2 separate regions of the Mus musculus genome follow, and region 2 is linked to region 1. A link is a loop called in an ENCODE intact Hi-C map of the cell type or tissue named here. Cell type or tissue: left cerebral cortex. All regions are shown on one strand. Links, peaks and the distances in the headings refer to the core of each region. The heading gives the core; the rest is flanking DNA. Region 1 overlaps Gm34983 (a long non-coding RNA gene). Region 2 has its middle 38 kb from the start of Gm34921.

Region 1 (8,694 bases), core at 231-8,230:
GCTCTGCACTCCAACGACTTACAACAGGAGTTCAACATAAGTTTAGCAAAATCCACTGACTATGAGAAAGATCCAGAGTAACACATATTAGCAATTATCAATGTTATGGAAATATGTACAAGTTACTTTCATGTCTACAGAGTTATTAATGATTTTGCTCATGCATGTGGCTTAGTTATGTTTCTATTGCTGTGAAGAGACACCATGACCAAGGCAACTATAAAAGAGAGCATTTAGTTGGATGTGCTTGTAGTTTCAGAGGGTGAGTTCATGTTCATCATGGCAGGGAGTATGACAGCAAGAAGACGGGCATGGCCCTGGAGCAGTGGCTGAAAGGTTGAAATACAACCACAAGGGGCTGAAGAGATGGCTCAGTAGTTAAGAGCACAGATTGCTCTTCTGAAGGTCGTGAGTTCAAATCCCAGCAACCACATGATGGCTTACAACCATCCGTAATGAGATCTGATGCCCTCTTCTGGGATGTCTGGAGACAGCTACAGTGTACTTACATATAATAAATAAATAAATCTTTAAAAATAAAAAGGGAAAGAAAGAAATATACCCACAAGGCACAGAGAGAGAAACAACTGAGAATGGTGTGGACTTTTGAAACCTCAAAGCCCACCCCTAATGACACATCTCCTCCAACAAGGCCACACCTCCTAATCCTTCCCAAACAATCCCACCAATGTGGACCAAGCAGTTATGTGTAAGTCTATGGGACCATTCTCACTCAAACCAGCACAAATGGTAAGGACTAGATTTGAATTTTGCAGGATTCTGTAGACATAATGGTCAATTCAGAGTTGTCATCAGTTTATGATATTTAAGAAAGAACATTCAGGACTAGAAGGGTGGCTTGGTGGTCAAGAGCACTTGTTGACTTTACAGAGGATGTGAGTTTAGTTCCTAACATGGTAGTTCATAGCCCTCTGTAACTCTAGTTCCAAGGGATCTTAATCCTTCTTCTGACATTCAAAGGCACCACCACGTATGCACATGGCACATAAACATACATGCAGACAAACACACACACAAAATAAAATGAATAAATCTAAACAAAAATTTTTAAAAATAAATCAAGACTCACTTGTATTCCCCAAAAAAAAAAAAAAAAAAAAATGAAGCAGGTAGTTATTGTAGTTGGAAGAATACAGCAAATTATGTTCCCTCATGACATGGAAAGATGGCAGTACTGGGTACGTTGGCAGGAGATTGTGTCCCATCAGTGAGTTGGGGGGTGGGGAGGAAATAGTCATGTATATAAATGGAGTTTGTAAACACGGTGAAGGAGGAGTCAGCTAAGCTATCAAGCATCAGGGACTGAGTGTTCATTGAGCCAAATGTTTACTCAGAAATGGAAATGTAATTCAACATCAAGCACTATGTAATGAATTACTAAAGAAGGCTAGCTAGAAGCACAAAGGTGTTCCTGAAGATTGAGCCGTTATGCCTTATCGCATCCACAGCCTTGGCAGGCAGTAGGCACTTAGCAAATACTGGGGGCAGAATAAATGAATATAGGCTGGGAGTGAGAATATTGTTATTGTTGTTATATAAAGTTGTTATATAATCATAAAAAAATTCAGTATTTTAACTGCGTGTTTCTTGAAAGAGTGGGGGACGTTATGTTCATGAGCCTGTATCATAACATCTTTCAAGTTTTGTAATGCCAGTGGCTTGCACATGAAAATTTCATGCATTTTTATAGTAATGAATCTTATGAAATTAAAATAAATCCAGTGCTTTGAACTGACAAGGAAGTGTGGCACATTCAAATGCATCAACTTGATATTTTCTCTAGAGGACGTCATCTCCATTTGAAAAACACTGGTTATGGGCCTGGGGAGATGGGTAGCTCACTGGTTAAAGTGCCAAGCATCTATAAGCCCAGTGCTGAGGGGAGGTAGAGATAGCCACATCCCTAGAGCTTCCTGACGAGTTAGCCCTGCATTTAGGGGAGACCCTATCTCAAAACTTCAGGTGGAGAATGATTTAAAAAATATAGCTGACTTCAGTTCCCAACCCCCACATTTTTATGCACACAAGCACACACACGTGAACATATATAAATATGTCAAACACACACACATGCAAAATGCAGAAAAGCAAAGTCAAGCTATCATGCTTTCTGTAAACGCTGAATCACAAAGACTTGCTCTGGTACTAAACCGGATGAAATGAGAACCTGTTTCTAAGACCTTCCATGACACAGGTTTTCAGGCAATTTTACTGAGAGCCAATTTCAGGGTAACGGTGCATATTTTTAAAATAAACAAAACATAAGATTATTTTACTATATTAGAAGAAAAAATAAGAGGAAAGAGTCCCCGAAATAAGTTTGTAAATTGAACAACCAAACGGACCATACAGTTCCACGCCTAAACCAAAAACACCAAATTGCATATTTTTCAAAGGTGAATGTTGTGGTATCTATTACATGCTAATCAGTTTTTTTTTTTTCACTAGAAGAGACTAGAGCTCCAGAGAACAAAAATACCAATGTGTTATTTGGACCAATCTCAAAAGACGAAAGCGTCACTGCCAACCTTCACGGTATAGTCACTGCAAATGTTTCCAGTCCCACCTCGCACCCATGCCAAGTCAGGAGTATAAAAATGTTGGTAGTATTAATAGTCTTTGGTATTTCCAGCGTTGGTACTTAAATTCTAGCTAGGGATCCCCTGCACATTCCTCAACACAACCATGAGAATTATCTTCGTACTAAATGCCAGCTAGGTCTTTATAAAAAGGGTCTTTTCTCAAACCTCTATTGTTTGTCAGGGCCACATATTTGATTATAGGACACAGAATACACACTTGCCTATAGGTGTTTCCTATGGGTGGGGGGACCCTTTGTGGGACAAAAGAACCATGAATCCCAAAGAAAACTTCAGAAAACTTAGCAGTATATGTTTCTTCACAGACCCAATAGGAAAGCACCGATGGATGCTCTCTTTGAAAGAGATTCAGTAAGATAAACCCAAGAATAGATAAGGGCTCCTCAAAGGAGAACCACAACTGATTGTCCTAGCATTAGTGATGTATGTTATATTGCTGGGTTCAGAGCATGTCTTTTCCCTATAAATTTAGTTTCTGGTAAGATTCCCAGAAAGCTGGGTGTTTATAGCTGAGATGGGAGAAAGACGTCAAGCAGTTGTTAATTGGGCCAGAATCCCTGCTTCTCCGCTGGTACAAGGCATCGGCATGATTCCCGGGTGGGGGTGGGGGGCCCTTCCCTCTCACCGCTCCATAACTGTCCCTGTCTCCCTGGTCCGCCTCAGATAGGAATTATCTCCAAGGATTCATCTCCTTGAATTCTCCCTGCTCTGTTTGTTTTCCACTTGACATCACACATAATGTTTTTCTCTCCTAGTCACCACACAAAATATCATCCCATTACTATTGCATTTCAAAATCAGCGAGATGCCCTATTTTTAATAATAATCTTAATTATCAGTGATAATTACAATCTGTTGCAAAATGAGTCCAAAAACTCAAGACATCCCGATAATTTATAGTAACTCGTTCTGATCACAATGAGCCAAGATACAGTTTTTAAATATACATTTTTCTTTACGATTTATTTTTTAGATGTATTTATTTATTTGTTTGTTACTTATTTATGTATATGGATTGTGTGTGTATATTGGCATACCAGAAGAGGGCATTGGGTCCCCTGAGACTACAGCTATCGATGGTTGTGAACCATCATGCAGGTGCTGGAAATTGGACTGAGGACCTGTGGATGAGCATCCAGTACTATTAACGACTGAGTCATCTCTCCAACCCTCCCTTAAGGTATATTTTTAAAACATCTCTTTTATTAAAGAGATAGAATCAAAGGTGTGGTAAACATTTAATAAACACAAAAGGTATCTTTGAAAATATGTTGGATTTTTTTTACACTTGTTTATTTATGTATGCATTTGAGACAAGGTCTTGCTACGGAGCCAACATGGATGGAAATCATGGTCCTGCTGCTTCGTGCAGTTTGCCAAATTCTGAGGTGACATGGATAACCCGCCACATTCTGTTTGAATCCCATGAAGAAGACAAAATAAAATCGCTTCTCAGAGAAGTCCCCACCAACCGAGAGCGTGAGTGGAATAATCCAGTTCCAACCATGCACATCCACAGGCTGGCAAGTGGGGGTCGGGGGGGGGGGGCGGTCGGGGCAGGCTAGCAAGCGGGGGATGGGGGGGGGGGAGATGCTTCACGTAAGGAAGACGTAGCCAGGCTGCACATCATGTGACTTGCCTACACTAAAAGCAGACCTTGGCGAATACTGTGCCGCAATAATATAATTCCGGAAGGAAAAAGTCACCCGTCAATAATCACCAATAAATGTTCCTTTTCCTGAAGTGCAGAGTTCCATACTAAACAGTATGAACTAAGGAATTGAGAAGTCACAGCCTTTCCATTGCCTGAAACCCCAATTTAAGTCTCTCAAATCACGAAGCAAAACAGGGTTATTCTATGCCCCGCTCCCGCCTCCAAGTTCAACAGGAAGTGCCAAAGAAAAATCTGTTCTTAGAAGACTGGGCAACCAGAAGCTAAAGGATTTCCATTAAACTGTAGCAAATAGGACTGTTCCCCTGAGATTTCTAACCTAATTAGTCAGGCGAAAGCACCTTTCAGATATCTTTCTGCTCATGTGTTTAGAGATGATTTTAACAAAAAAAAAGAAAGAAAAAAGAAAAGAAACTGAACGTATTTCTCCGGCTGCTATCTATGGAACACAGCCTGTGCCACTTGAGGTAGGAGTCTAACAAAAGCAGACTGGGATGAAAATTAGAGTCCTCAGCAATGCAGACGTTGCCAGGCAGCTCTGGCTTAAAATAGTAATGGCTCGCTGCTCCATCGCTAGCTGACCCTCGATAGAGTGGGTCAAGTGTAGACGCAGGAAGGAATGACACTAGTTTAATCAAATGGATTTTTTTAAAAAGATTTATTTATGTCATTTATATGAGTACACTGTAGCTGTCTTCAGACACACCAGAAGAGGGCATCAGATCCCGTTACAGATGGTTGTGAGCCACCATGTGGTTGCTGGGAATTGAACTCAGGACCTCTGAAAGCGCAAGCAGCCAGTGCTCTTAACCGCTGAGCCACTTCCCCAGCCCACTGAATGGGATTTTCAATAATAACAAGTGAATCCTGGACCACAGTCAGTTACGTCACATGAAAAAGAGATGTTGAATGTTGAACACGCTTTGCTCCGAGGTGCCAACTCAAACTGCCTTCCAAACAGCTAAGCCCAGTTCAGCCTATTGGATAAGGTGTGATCTCATCTGGATGTTGGTCTCAGCGTTTGTGTTTGTGTTTTTATTACACCATATAAGCTGCACACACACGCATACACACAAATACGTATAAAAATTTAAGTAACTAAGTAAACGGTGCATCCCAAGCCAAGAAGTAGAGCACACTAGCCCCGAAGTCTCCTTTCCCATCGCTATTTGAGCTGGCCACGTTCTCCATCTTCTTCATCAGTGGTAATGGTATAGTTATACACACATTCCGGCACAATCGTTTCCTCTTACTCATTTCCATTTCCTCAGAACAGAAACGCGGTGCAGGCAGATTGTAGAGTATGACTTCTCTGTCTAACTGTAAGGACACTCAGCGATGTTGCCTGTGATTGTCATGCATTTACTTACATTACTGATCAATATTCTAAAGTCTTTCCAGTACACACAGATGGAGTGCATTGTACAAACATGACTTGTGATGTTTTTATCCTGGAAGTGATGGAGCTCTGTTTGTGTGTGTGTGTGTGTGTGTGTGTGTGTGTGTGTGTGTGTGTGTGTGTGTGTGTTTCCTTTGGTATGATCATATATCCAAAAACTAGAGAATCTAGTCATTTCATGCTTATAGTTACAAATTTTCCTCCAATTTTTAATTGAGGTATCCCATATCTTCTTGTATCTTCTGGTCTGTATCATTTCCTAGTCAGTATCTCCCTGGCTGGTGTTTTGGACATCCTGCTCCCGTGTGCATTTCCTGGTCCATTTGGACTTACTTCACTGTGGTGATGATCAAACCCTATCAGTTCTGCTTCCGTTCTTATCAGTCACTTACACAGCCCGCAAAGGCTGGGATGCCTTTTTTATTAAATCTACTGCTTAATGTTATAAAGAGAGATTTTTACAATCCAGGCCTGTATCTACTCCTTAAACGCATTAATGATGAATTTACACCAGAATAAAAGATGAAACTTGAGCTCTTCCTGCCACAAAATAGAAACAGTTTAGCTCAGAAATTCAAGGCCTAGGCTCCATCAATGCAGGCATTATGATCTCTTAACATATTGAATTGCTTTCTATTTTCTGAATGTAGTTGCAGACTTTGATATTGCAGCTAACACTAGGATTCTCTCGTCCCCTAACTGAAAGAGCCCTAAAATTACAGAGGGAGAAAGATGCAAGATGTTACTATGTTTCTTTCAGAGGCATTCTTCAACTATTTACCCAACATGCCCCAAGGTCAAGGGCAAGCTACACTGTCACTGAGAAAAAGCCTTTTCTCATAGAATCTCTGACCTGCAGGAATGCGGCCTGTTCTGAGAAGTCCTGGGTGTGCCCAGCAGAGAATCTCCCTCCCTTCTCTGGGCGCTGATCTTTTAAGCCTTTTGGGTCCTTTGGCTTGTGGCTGTAATCTGTCTGTTTTCATTGTCTTTCCATTACAAAGCAAAAGGAAAATCAAATACGTAGAAATACTGTTATAGAAAGGTCAATAGACTACTTACATTTTTCAGATATAAACAAATAAAAATGTGCATTTATTTCTTTCTTAAATCCACAGGTAGAATTCTGAAAGTAACCTGGCAGCCAGCCAGTCTAGACAATCAGTGAGTTCCTGATTCTGTGAAAGACTGTCTCAAAAAAGGAGAGAATGACGGAGGAAGACAGTTGCCCTTTGCCCTTGACTTGCACACATTGCCAAATGCACATGTGCAGATGCATATGAACAATCATGCCAATTATGCACATATATACAAGGCGGGAGGAGGGAAGGAGAGAGGTGGTTAAGTCCTGCAAATACTTTTTTTTTTCTCTTTGAGAAAGGATCTTGGAAAAGTCGGGGCTACAGACCATCGCCACCCCATAGCTTTTACGTGGGTGCTAGGAATACGAACTTACATCATCAGGTTTGATGACTGTGTGTCAGGTACTCAATGATTGAAGCACATTTTCCAATTCCAAGCATCCTTCTTTAAGCGCAGAACTACAAAGGTCATACAAAGATGAGAGCAGCCAAAGGCAATATTGGAAAGGAATTGTTCAAAAGCCAGACCTTCCCAGGGATTTCCGTTTTAATTCTCTTCTTGCTACCACAGCTGCTGTTATTGTCAAAATGAATACCAGGGAAGCACAAAGTGTATAAATGAAAGAAGTCCTGTGAGGTATGATATAAAAACAGCAATTGTTACTGAGGGAAAAATAAAGCCAACTGTTTAGCTGAACGGGATGATGCATTTAGTCAGAACAGTGCTGCAGGGAGACAGCCTAGGGTCTTCAAGAAGCACTTTAGGGAGGTTTAATTGTCTGGAGTGCATTGACACATGTACACTCTCAGAGGTGTCTGTATGGGGACGATTTCCTAATGGATAGCTGCATCTATATCCCTAACAAACATCTGTGACAACAAAAACATTGTCTTTTTTTTTTCCTTTTTGGTTTGTGTTTGTTTTTGTTTGGCTTTGGAGACCAGTTTTCTTTGTGTGGATCTGGCTGTCCCTGAACCCCCCAGGCTGGCCTCAAACTCAGAAATCTGCCTGCCTCCGCCTCCAAAATCCTGGGATTAAAAGCATATGCGTCTACCACCAGGCTGACAAAACATTTTCAGTTGTGCACCATAGTGAATTACTGTGTTCTCTTTGCCTTTATATCTGTCTCATATTTTACAGGATAGCTAGTGAAACATTATACTCCTAGCCTAAAGTGAATATTTGTTGAGTGAATACATAAACTCAGTAGCCTAAATTTTATCCCATTTTGAAGATTTAATTTGAATGGGAGTACATACCTGTGGTTTTTAAAAAAGAAAAGCCATAAAAAACTTCTAGGGCTGTAGGCTAAAGCTTTGTAGGCAAGAAACGGTTTGAATGAAGTATAAAATAAGATGTTTGTTTTTCTGGTTTTCCAGTAATTGCTGTGGCCCTGTATTAACAGTGTTAGTGTAATGTATACTCTGCTATCCTCACACTGGTGACCAGATCATCAAGTCTGATGAGTCCCCCAGGGAAGATGTTAATTTATTCAAGTTTACTTGACTTGGAAGAAATGTTCTCATTTCCCCTAATGTGACAATAAGTTATGTCCTTCTCTGCCATAGACTCTCAGGTAGCGTGGGTACCCAATACGGTGAAGTTTTAAACTTTATTAAATTATTTTATTCTTATATGTCTATCTATGTCTATATGTCTTATATGTCTATACAAACCATCTGTGATGGTTTGTATGTGCTTAGCCCAGGGAGTGGCACTTTTAGAAGGTGTGGCCCTGTGGAGTAGATGTGGCCTTGTTGGAGTAGGTATGTCACTGTGGGTGTGGGCTTTAAGACCCTCATTCTACCTGCCTAGAAGTCAGTATTCTGCTAGCAGCCTTCAGATGAAGATATAGAACTCTCAGCTCCTCCTGCACCATGCTTGCCTGGACAATGATATGTTCCTGCCTTGAAGATAATGGA
Region 2 (8,694 bases), core at 509-8,508, 170 kb after region 1:
AAAGAAAAGAAGGAAAGGAAAGGAAAGGAAAGGAAAGGAAAGGAAAGGAAAGGAAAGGAAAGGAAAGGAAAGGAAAGGAAAGGAAAGGAAAGGAAAGGAAAGGAAAGGAAAGAAAAGGCTTGGAATCTCAAGAGTTTCTTCAAGAAGTCTTCCCAATGACCTAACTTTCTCCCACTTGGCCCACATCGTATGTACTATATGATCTCCTGGTAGAACCTTGGGCTAGGGACCAAGTCTTTCACACCTGAGCATTTGGGGAGCACTTAAGATCCACATCATAGTACCATTGACTGTAGAAATGGGCCTACCCCAAAAATACAGTTATCAGAATTTTGCTATGTATCAGAAATTTAAAAAAAAAAAACTTGTAAGAAGATTATAAAATACCAAGAGTTGCTATGGAAGATAAAGTTTTACACATATTGGAAAAAAAAAACTTCCAGAATTTTATTAATTGAAATTAGCAAATACTTTTTGTATATTTACCAGTAGTTGAGGCTTTCCCCTGAATTTTGAAGAACTACTACAGTTTTGTGAATTTATTCAAAATATAGAAGCTATTTGTTTGGAGTGGCTAACAGTAATATTAACCACCCTTATGCTCAATGTTGATAAGTGAGAGATAAACAGACTCAAAGGGACTCTGCTCAGGAAGCTTACATTCTTGTGACGAGAGGAGACAGTAAGAAGGGAAAGAACTGGACAGTGATAAGGGTTTGCAGAGATAATGAGGTTAGTAGTCAGAAGGAATCTCTGAGAGAGTGGTGTTTTGTTTTGCTTTGCTTTGCTTTTAAACAGTAATGGGTGTTGAATATGGGCAGGGCCATATAGATTCCCAAACCTCTTCTTATTCTTTATGTCAAACAAGGGTTCCATTAAGTTTCTCAGGCTAGCCTTGAACTTGCAGCTCAAGCAAGTCTTAAACTGCAACTCCTACCTGCACCTCCAGAGTAGCTACAAGAATAGCCTCTGCCACCAGATCCGCAAGAGTTGGTAGTTAAACCTGGACATGGGTGATACACAAAGGGTTTGCTCTATTTCAGAGATGACAGAAGAACGTTCCAGGCAGCAGGAATGAAGAGTGAAGAGGCCCTAGGGCACGATCCAACTGGGATTGATCACCAAACAGCTGGAGGCTCAGTGCAACTGTCACATCCTGGTCAAGTAAGCAGAAGGATGAGAAATGAAGCCGGAGCCGCGGCCTGTCTGAGCAATGATGAATTCGATGCAGTAAGGAACTGATAAACAAATATTGTTCCTTGGGATGAACATAAAGACGGTTGCCACCGGAACACAGAGGCAACTGATCAAGGCCAGACACAGTAACCCTGACTTGGAGCATTTAAGGATGAGAAGAAATGTGTAGAATAATAAATAATTAATTGCAGCCAGGGATTAGAGTGTGAGAGAAGAGTCAAGGATGAAATGAACCTGTATACATAGGCAAGCTATCCAAATGCCTGAAAAATCTTTCAGCCGAGTGGATAAAACAGTAAATACAGATACCCCACAAAATGGGAATGTAGACTCCGCAAACGAGCCTCAGCAGCCTTGTGTTCTAAGCAGTGGGACTTTCTGATGTCTGCTCGCCAGGCTCCCAGAGAAAAGGCTCTCCTCGTGCTCAGTCACGGGATTCATTTCTGCCCCGGGAAAAGCTTACTCTCTGTGTACCCCCAAATGAAGTCAATGACCCAACACTGGAGTGGCTCGTTTACCTAGTACTCTGTCTCCTCCCCTCCTTTGTCTCTGTGGGCATACGATGTGATACTGCACTCTTAGGTGGCCAGATAACGTGCTAGAGCCAATGCAATGTGGACAGAAGTTACACATGACCCTTCCACACAGAAGCCAGCAAGAGGTTAGCAATGTCTCTTTTCCTTCTGCTTCAGTCACTGTGTTCCAGACAGAGCTACGCCATTAGACAGCAGGGAGCAGCGAGGCAGCCAAGCTGGAAAGCACGCCCTATGGAAGATACATCACTCTGTACATCATTGAGATGTGGGGGCCTTTTGTTGCCGTAGCAAAGATGTACCTATCTGGTCCTGAGTGACACGTTCACACACCGAGACTCCTAGGGCAGGAAGGATAATGTCAGAGATGCAGAGGGCATCTCATCCACCTGCAATTGTCTGTCCGTCACAGCTTACCTCGCTCAAGTGGCTCCCTCAGAGAGTTCACACGAGGGCTGTGGGAACTAAGCATACTGAATTTCAGACGTTCACTCCTTGCTCATGACCAAACAAATTGGTACTAATGACTAACTGCTCCATCCAAAAGGAAAAGAAGAGGGGGAAAAAAGCCAGAGAGAGAAAGAAGGAGAAATCGTGACAGAGATGTAGGCATCCCGCCTGTGCTCGGGTTTCACAGCCCATAGCTATAAATGATACCATTAGAGGAGCACACATTGCCTTAGATGGAAGGCACAAAGAAAAGCACTCTCTCTGATAGTTTAGCAACACATTGAGATTTCATGTCTCAAGGTAAAAATAGGCCTAACAAATGAATTAAATTTGGGAGCTGCGCTGAAGCGAGGAAGGCTGCCATCAAGAAGCACGCCGTGGGAGGAAGGAGAGACATATAAGGTGCAGTGTTCTCTCTGCTGAGGAACGCAGCCGAAGGGCGAGGGGGAAAGGATTTTCCCGAGAGAGAAAAGTAACCTTGGGGAGTCAGAAATGTAAAATACCATGCTTATGAAATCAATAAGGAAAGCAAATCTGAAAACCACTTGCCTTTAGAAAAGATGAGAGCAATCTCACTCAGCACCTACAGTATTCTTGTTTTTCAACATCAGAGGAGGGGGAAAAAGATGCCAAGAAAATAAATACTGAAGGACACTTAAAAGGCACAAACTTCCGGCCTGATTGCTCACGTTTCCGGTTGCGCGGGTCCTTTTCTTTAGTTTCTCTTTAAGTTTCACTAAAACGAACTCATTTCAATTATGTGATTCACAGCCCTGTTTTTAGTGCTTCACAGACATGCAAGTAAATACAAGCCATGTAATGACGTCCAAAAGATAAAAGTCCATCAACGCCTAAGTTTCTTGATGTTGCTGTCTAAGGCACAGCACAGTATATCTCTCCACCCACACGCTATATGTGGGAAGAAGTAGAAAAAAAAAGTCTTATGTTAAAATATACAGTATTTAAATTAGACATGGTAACACATGCCTATAATCCTAGCACTGAAAAGCTGAGTCAGAAGGATTATATATTTGAGGCCATCCCAGGGTAGGTACATAGCAAAACTCTGGAGGGAGAAAATACTTTTTTGCATACTACTTATATCAAAGTATAAGTTTATGACTAACATCAATGTTAAGTTCTTTGAAGATAACTATCATTTCTTGCTTTCCCTTGTATCTCTCAAAGCTGCCTAGCATGTAGAACTTAGCACCCAGTAGGTATTTAATAATTATTTTATACTTAAATGCAATGAGTTCTCCGTCAGTCGGTCTTGCTATAGATGGCTTCCTAGCAATAAAGTATACACTGTTTCAATAGAAAGTTTGCATAAATTTTGCACCAGGTACATAGAGCCTAACTGAATCTAAATCTGTGGCCCTGAAATGTTCCTCAACTACGCGGTGGGCAGAATCAATGAAAAGATTAACTCGGTTCAATTACTTTTCCCAGACAGCTGGAGAACTGCCTGAGAATCCCTCAGTGATGTACCCATGGCTCATTCCCTGAGCTGAGCTCCTAGACATAGGTGAGTCTGTTCCAAGAGATCCAAATAGTTTAGGCACAAAGTTGAGGTGACTCACTGCCATAATCACCGGAAGGTAGAGGAATTGTGTACTCACTGTAGACACGGACCTGGAACAACTTATTCATGGATGTCTCAACCATTCTTGTGGTCATTCTCTCCAAGCATAGAAAAAAATCTAAGTAATTCACCAACCCACACAGGCAACGCTAGCTGTGTATGTTCTCATCTGCCTTGACAAAACAAGAACTCTGTGATTAAATTGTGTATAGTTCTGCTTTGCTGCCTTAAGGCCAAAAAAGAATGTTGGAGGCTGGAGAGACATAGTTTTAATATCACAAACTTTATATTTTACATTTCCTCAGATGCTAGCAGAGACTTCCAGGAGCCTAAAACACCAACTCCAGCCATGGCTTTTCCAAACTGGCTATGAAGACACTCAAAACCAGCACAGGAATTAAGACAGGACAAAGCAGTCTTGGGTTGACACTCTTGTTTGTTCATTTAAAACCATTGCATACACTAGCAAGATTTTGCTGAAAGGGCCCTGATAGAGCTATCTCTTGTGAGACTATGCCGGGGCCTAGCAAACACAGAAGTGGATGCTCACAGTCAGCTATTGGATGGATCACAGGGCCCCCAATGGAGGAGCTAGAGAAAGTACCCAAGGAGCTAAAGGGATCTGCAACCCTATAGGTGGAACAACAATATGAACTACCCAGTACCCCCTAGAGCTCGTGTGTCTACCTGCATATGTAGCAGAAGATGGCCTAGTCGGCCATCAGAGGAAAACGAGGCCCATTGGTCGTGCAAACTTTATATGCCTCAGTACAGGGGAACTCCAGGACCAAGAAGTAGGAGTTGGTGGGTGGGGGAGTGGGTGGGGGAGCGGGTGGGGGACTTTGGGATAGCATTGGAAATGTAAATGAAATAAATACCTAATAAAAATAACAAAATAAAAATAATAAACAGAGCATGCCATGCCATGTATGCTTTTACATGGAATTCAGTGGTCCCGAGACCATTTCTATAAAGTCTATCAGCAAAGCTAAGTTTCAAACTTCCCTTAGAGTAAACTAATTCAGAAAAGGAAACACTGGTGACATTCATTATTTGTCAAAGACTAAGCTGAGCACTAAGTTATAATGGAGACCAAATGCATAGGGTGTTATTAAAAGTATTTAGGAAGGGTGGGGTTGGTTCAGAAGACAAAGAATTTATGGTGCAAGATGAAAATCTTCATTCAGATCTCCAACCCATGTAAAGTTAGATGCAGTGGCATCTTTAACCCCAGCACTGCTCTGGGAAGATGAGAGGCAGGGACAGAAGAGTCACTGGAAGGTCATGGCATTTACAGTAGTAATCAAGAGACCCTCTCTCAAACAAGGTAGAAGATAAGAACCAAAACTTGAGGTTGTCTATCACTCATCAATGTGTGTGCCCACACTAGCATGTGCACACACACACAAACATGTAGGCATCTGCAGTAATGTTGTTAGCAATAGGCCAGTGTTGATAAGTGCACTCACAAGGTCTAATTCTGCAAAAACCTGGACTAACATGGAAAGCTAAGTTGTACTGCAGACTAACAAGAAAGCATCAATTGACTATAGGCTATGGGTATGGATTCATTCTTTTATTTATGAGTTTATTTAGTCAGTAGATCAAATCCCTGTTTTGGGCATTGGGATACTGATGAATAAAATAAATGAGTTTTCCTATCTTGATCCTCACGTTTTATGGACGGAAACAGAATACAAACTAGCAAGCAAATGAAAAATTATACTTTTGGTGCCATTAAACACTATGAAGGCAGATAAACATAAGATCAGAGAAACAAATTAATTGGTGAAATGGGAGGCAAAATAGATAGTAAGCATATTAGGTCAACTATATTTCATCAGAGACAGGAACCACATAGGCACTCTAAGGTTATATTTAATTTCCGTTTTAATTAACAAAGTACTAAAACTTAATCCCAGATTAGCAAATCAAATGAGAGAAAGCACACACCACCATCAACAACAACAAAATAACGGGAATCAACAAACACTGCTTATTGTTTTCTTTATTGAAAGATAACCAATGATCTCAATTCCCTAATATAAAGACACAGAAACAATGGGTGAGAAAACAGAATCCACCCTTCTGCTGCATCCCAGAAACACACCTTAGCATCAAGGACATTACCTCAGGGTAAAAGGATAGAAAAAGATATCCAAAGCAAATGGACCCTAGAAGCAATCTGGTATTGATTGCCATTTTAATCTCTGACACAATAAACTGCAAACCTAACCTAATCAGAAGAAACAGAGAAAGATGCTACATATTCATCAAAGAAAAAAAAATCTACCAAGAGGACATTGTAATCCTTAACATGTATGCACCAAACAAAAGGGCACCCATGTTCATAAAAGAAACACCACTACAGCTTAAATCACACATTGAGCCTCATACTCTTGAGAGTGGGAGACTCCAGTACCTCATATTTGCCAATAGATAGGTGATCCAGATTAAAAAAAAAAAAAAAAAAAAAAAAAAAAAAAAAAAAAAAAAAAAAAAAAAAACTAAACAAAAAAATACGGGGCTGGAGAGATGGCTCAGCTGTTAAGAGCATCGACTGCTCTTCCAAAGGTCCTGAGTTCAATTCCCAGCAACCACATGGTATCTCACAACTATCTGTAATGGGAACTGATGCACTCTTTTAGTGTATCTAAAGACAGTGACAAATGTACTTACATAAAACAAATAAATAAATCTTTTAAAAACAAAAAGACAAGGAAATACTAGAACTAATCGTATAAACCAAATAGACCCAGCAGATATTTATAGAACATTTTACCCAAACACAAAAGATATAATACCTTTTTCTCAGCACTTCACACAACTTTCTCCAAAGCTGAACACACAGTAGGGCACAAAGCAAGTCTCAACAAATAAGTGAAAATTAAAACAATACCCTGCATCCTACCTGACCACAAATTAAAACTGGATATCAGCAACAGAAACAACAAAAATATTACAAACTCAGGGAAATGAAAGAGCCACTAATGAATGAAAAACAAGTCAAGACAGAAATTAAGAAAGAAATCAAAGACTTTCTAGAAATGAATGAAAATTGATATACACATACCCAAACTCACGGGACATAATGAAAGATGTCCTAAAAGGCAAATTCCTTGCACTAAGTGCTTACACTTTAAAAACAAAGGGCACATTTCTGAAATATATACACTGCTATAAAATTATAATCTTATGTATTTTTGGAAGCTAATAGTTTTCAGTTGCTACAATAAGGGGTGGATTTACTCATATTGATACATCTTTTGTGGATCAATCATTTTTAATTCTATGACTCTTTTCTTGGAATGAATGCAACCTTTCATTTATTATTTTGATTAGTATTGAAGATGTTTAGTTGCGTTTCTGTATTTCTAACGTGATTCATAGTATCTATTTTCTGGGCCCTTTACAAGTCTAAATCACCTAGTGAGGTACCTACCAGGTTTGAAGCCAGTATTATTCCCTAAGCCCATGTGATTTCTTCTGCAGAATATAATCATGAGAAAAGAGAGTACCTGGACCAGGAAATGGAGTTTCAACCTTGTTTTCCTCTCGAATTTTAACAGCCTTGGGTCTTATCTTCAAATCCTATCGGCTTTGAATTTATTTTTGTATATGGGGTGACATTAGAATTCATTTCATTGTTCTGCATATAAATACTCAGTTGTCCCTGAACTTGTCATCACCATATACTCCAAAGAAAACTTGATTAAATATCCACCGAGCATCAGAAAAATAAATAAACAAACAAACAAACAAATGGCAAGATCTCATGCTAGTAACCTAACGACACAGCTGAAAGCTCTAAAACAAAAAAGGATAAATCACACCCAAAAGGAGTCGATGGCAAGAAATAATCACACTCAGTAGCAGCAACCAATCAAATAGAAACAAATGAACAAAGAAAAATGTACAAAGAATCAATGAAAGGAAGAGTTGGTTTCTTTGAGAAAATCAATAAGATTGGCAAAGCCTTACCCAAATTAACTAACAAGCTGAGAAAGAAGAAATTAACAAAATTGGATGAAAAGAGGAACATAATAAAAGACACCAAGGGAATCCAGAGAAACCTGAACCCCATCAAACTGGAAAAAAAGTTTAATAAAAGAAATGGCTAATTTCCTCCAATACATACCACTTATCAAAGTTAAATCAAGATCAGATAAGCAATTTAAACAAGCCTATAACCCTCTGTGAATAGAAGCAGTAATTAAAAATCTCCCAACCCTTAAAAGAAATAAGCCCAGGGCCAGATGGTTTTAGTGCAGAATTTGACCAGACTTCGTTTTTTTTTTTAACTTTTTTATTTATTTAATGTATGAGTGCTCTCCAGAAGAGAGCATCAGATCCCATTGCAGATATTGTAAGCCATCACATGGTTGCTGGGATTTGAACTCAGGACCTTTGGAAGAGCAGCCAGTGCTCTTAACTGCTGAGCCGTCTCTCTGGCCCCTTGACCAGAATTTCAAAGAAGAATAATGGAATAGTCTTTAAATTATTCCACAAGATAGAAACAGAAAGAATATTGTCCAGTTCCCTTTTAACATTGCCATAGTTAGTCTGATACCTAAACCAAATAAAGACCCCAAAAAAGAGAATTACAGACCACTTTCCCACATAGATGCAAAAATTCTCAGTAAAATACTTGCAAGTCAAATCCAAAAAAGATTGTTCTCCATGATCAAGTTGGCTTCATCCCAGAGATCCAGGGATGGTTTAATACAGGAATGGATAAATGTAATCTATCACATAAGCAAACTGAAACACAATCTCCTTAGCTTCAGAAAGGCAAATATGGTATGTATCCACTTACATGTAGATATTAGCTATGAGCTGTAAGCAAGTCAGTGGTAGACAAGATACCGTCTATAGAGCTAAAGGTTAAGCACAGCAGAAGGAACGGGGGGTGGAGGCACAAATAGGCTG

What was found. Peaks named below come from ENCODE experiments on the same cell type or tissue, not always from the same donor. Only the 100,000 strongest peaks of a DNase experiment are listed, where the experiment ranks them.
Region 2: a loop joins it to region 1, with 3 times the contacts of the local background. A loop is called at or near these places in 2 of 42 quality-filtered maps.

Annotation. Positions count from the first base shown.
Region 1 is chr10:99,470,848-99,479,541 of GRCm38, reverse strand. The region is part of intron 1 of Gm34983 (a long non-coding RNA gene); the gene reads right to left. Among named protein-coding and RNA genes, the nearest start is that of Gm35035, 15 kb to the right of the region's middle. In left cerebral cortex, for the core only: a CTCF peak has its summit at 4,983 (motif pointing right); DNase peaks (open chromatin) are centred at 3,075, 4,525, 4,779, 7,320 and 4 more places; H3K27ac peaks cover 2,676 bases.
Region 2 is chr10:99,304,140-99,312,833 of GRCm38, reverse strand. No RefSeq gene overlaps it. Among named protein-coding and RNA genes, the nearest start is that of Gm34921, 38 kb to the right of the region's middle. In left cerebral cortex, for the core only: no CTCF peak of the experiment used is centred there; DNase peaks (open chromatin) are centred at 1,631, 2,448, 3,005, 3,829 and 1 more place; H3K27ac peaks cover 3,060 bases.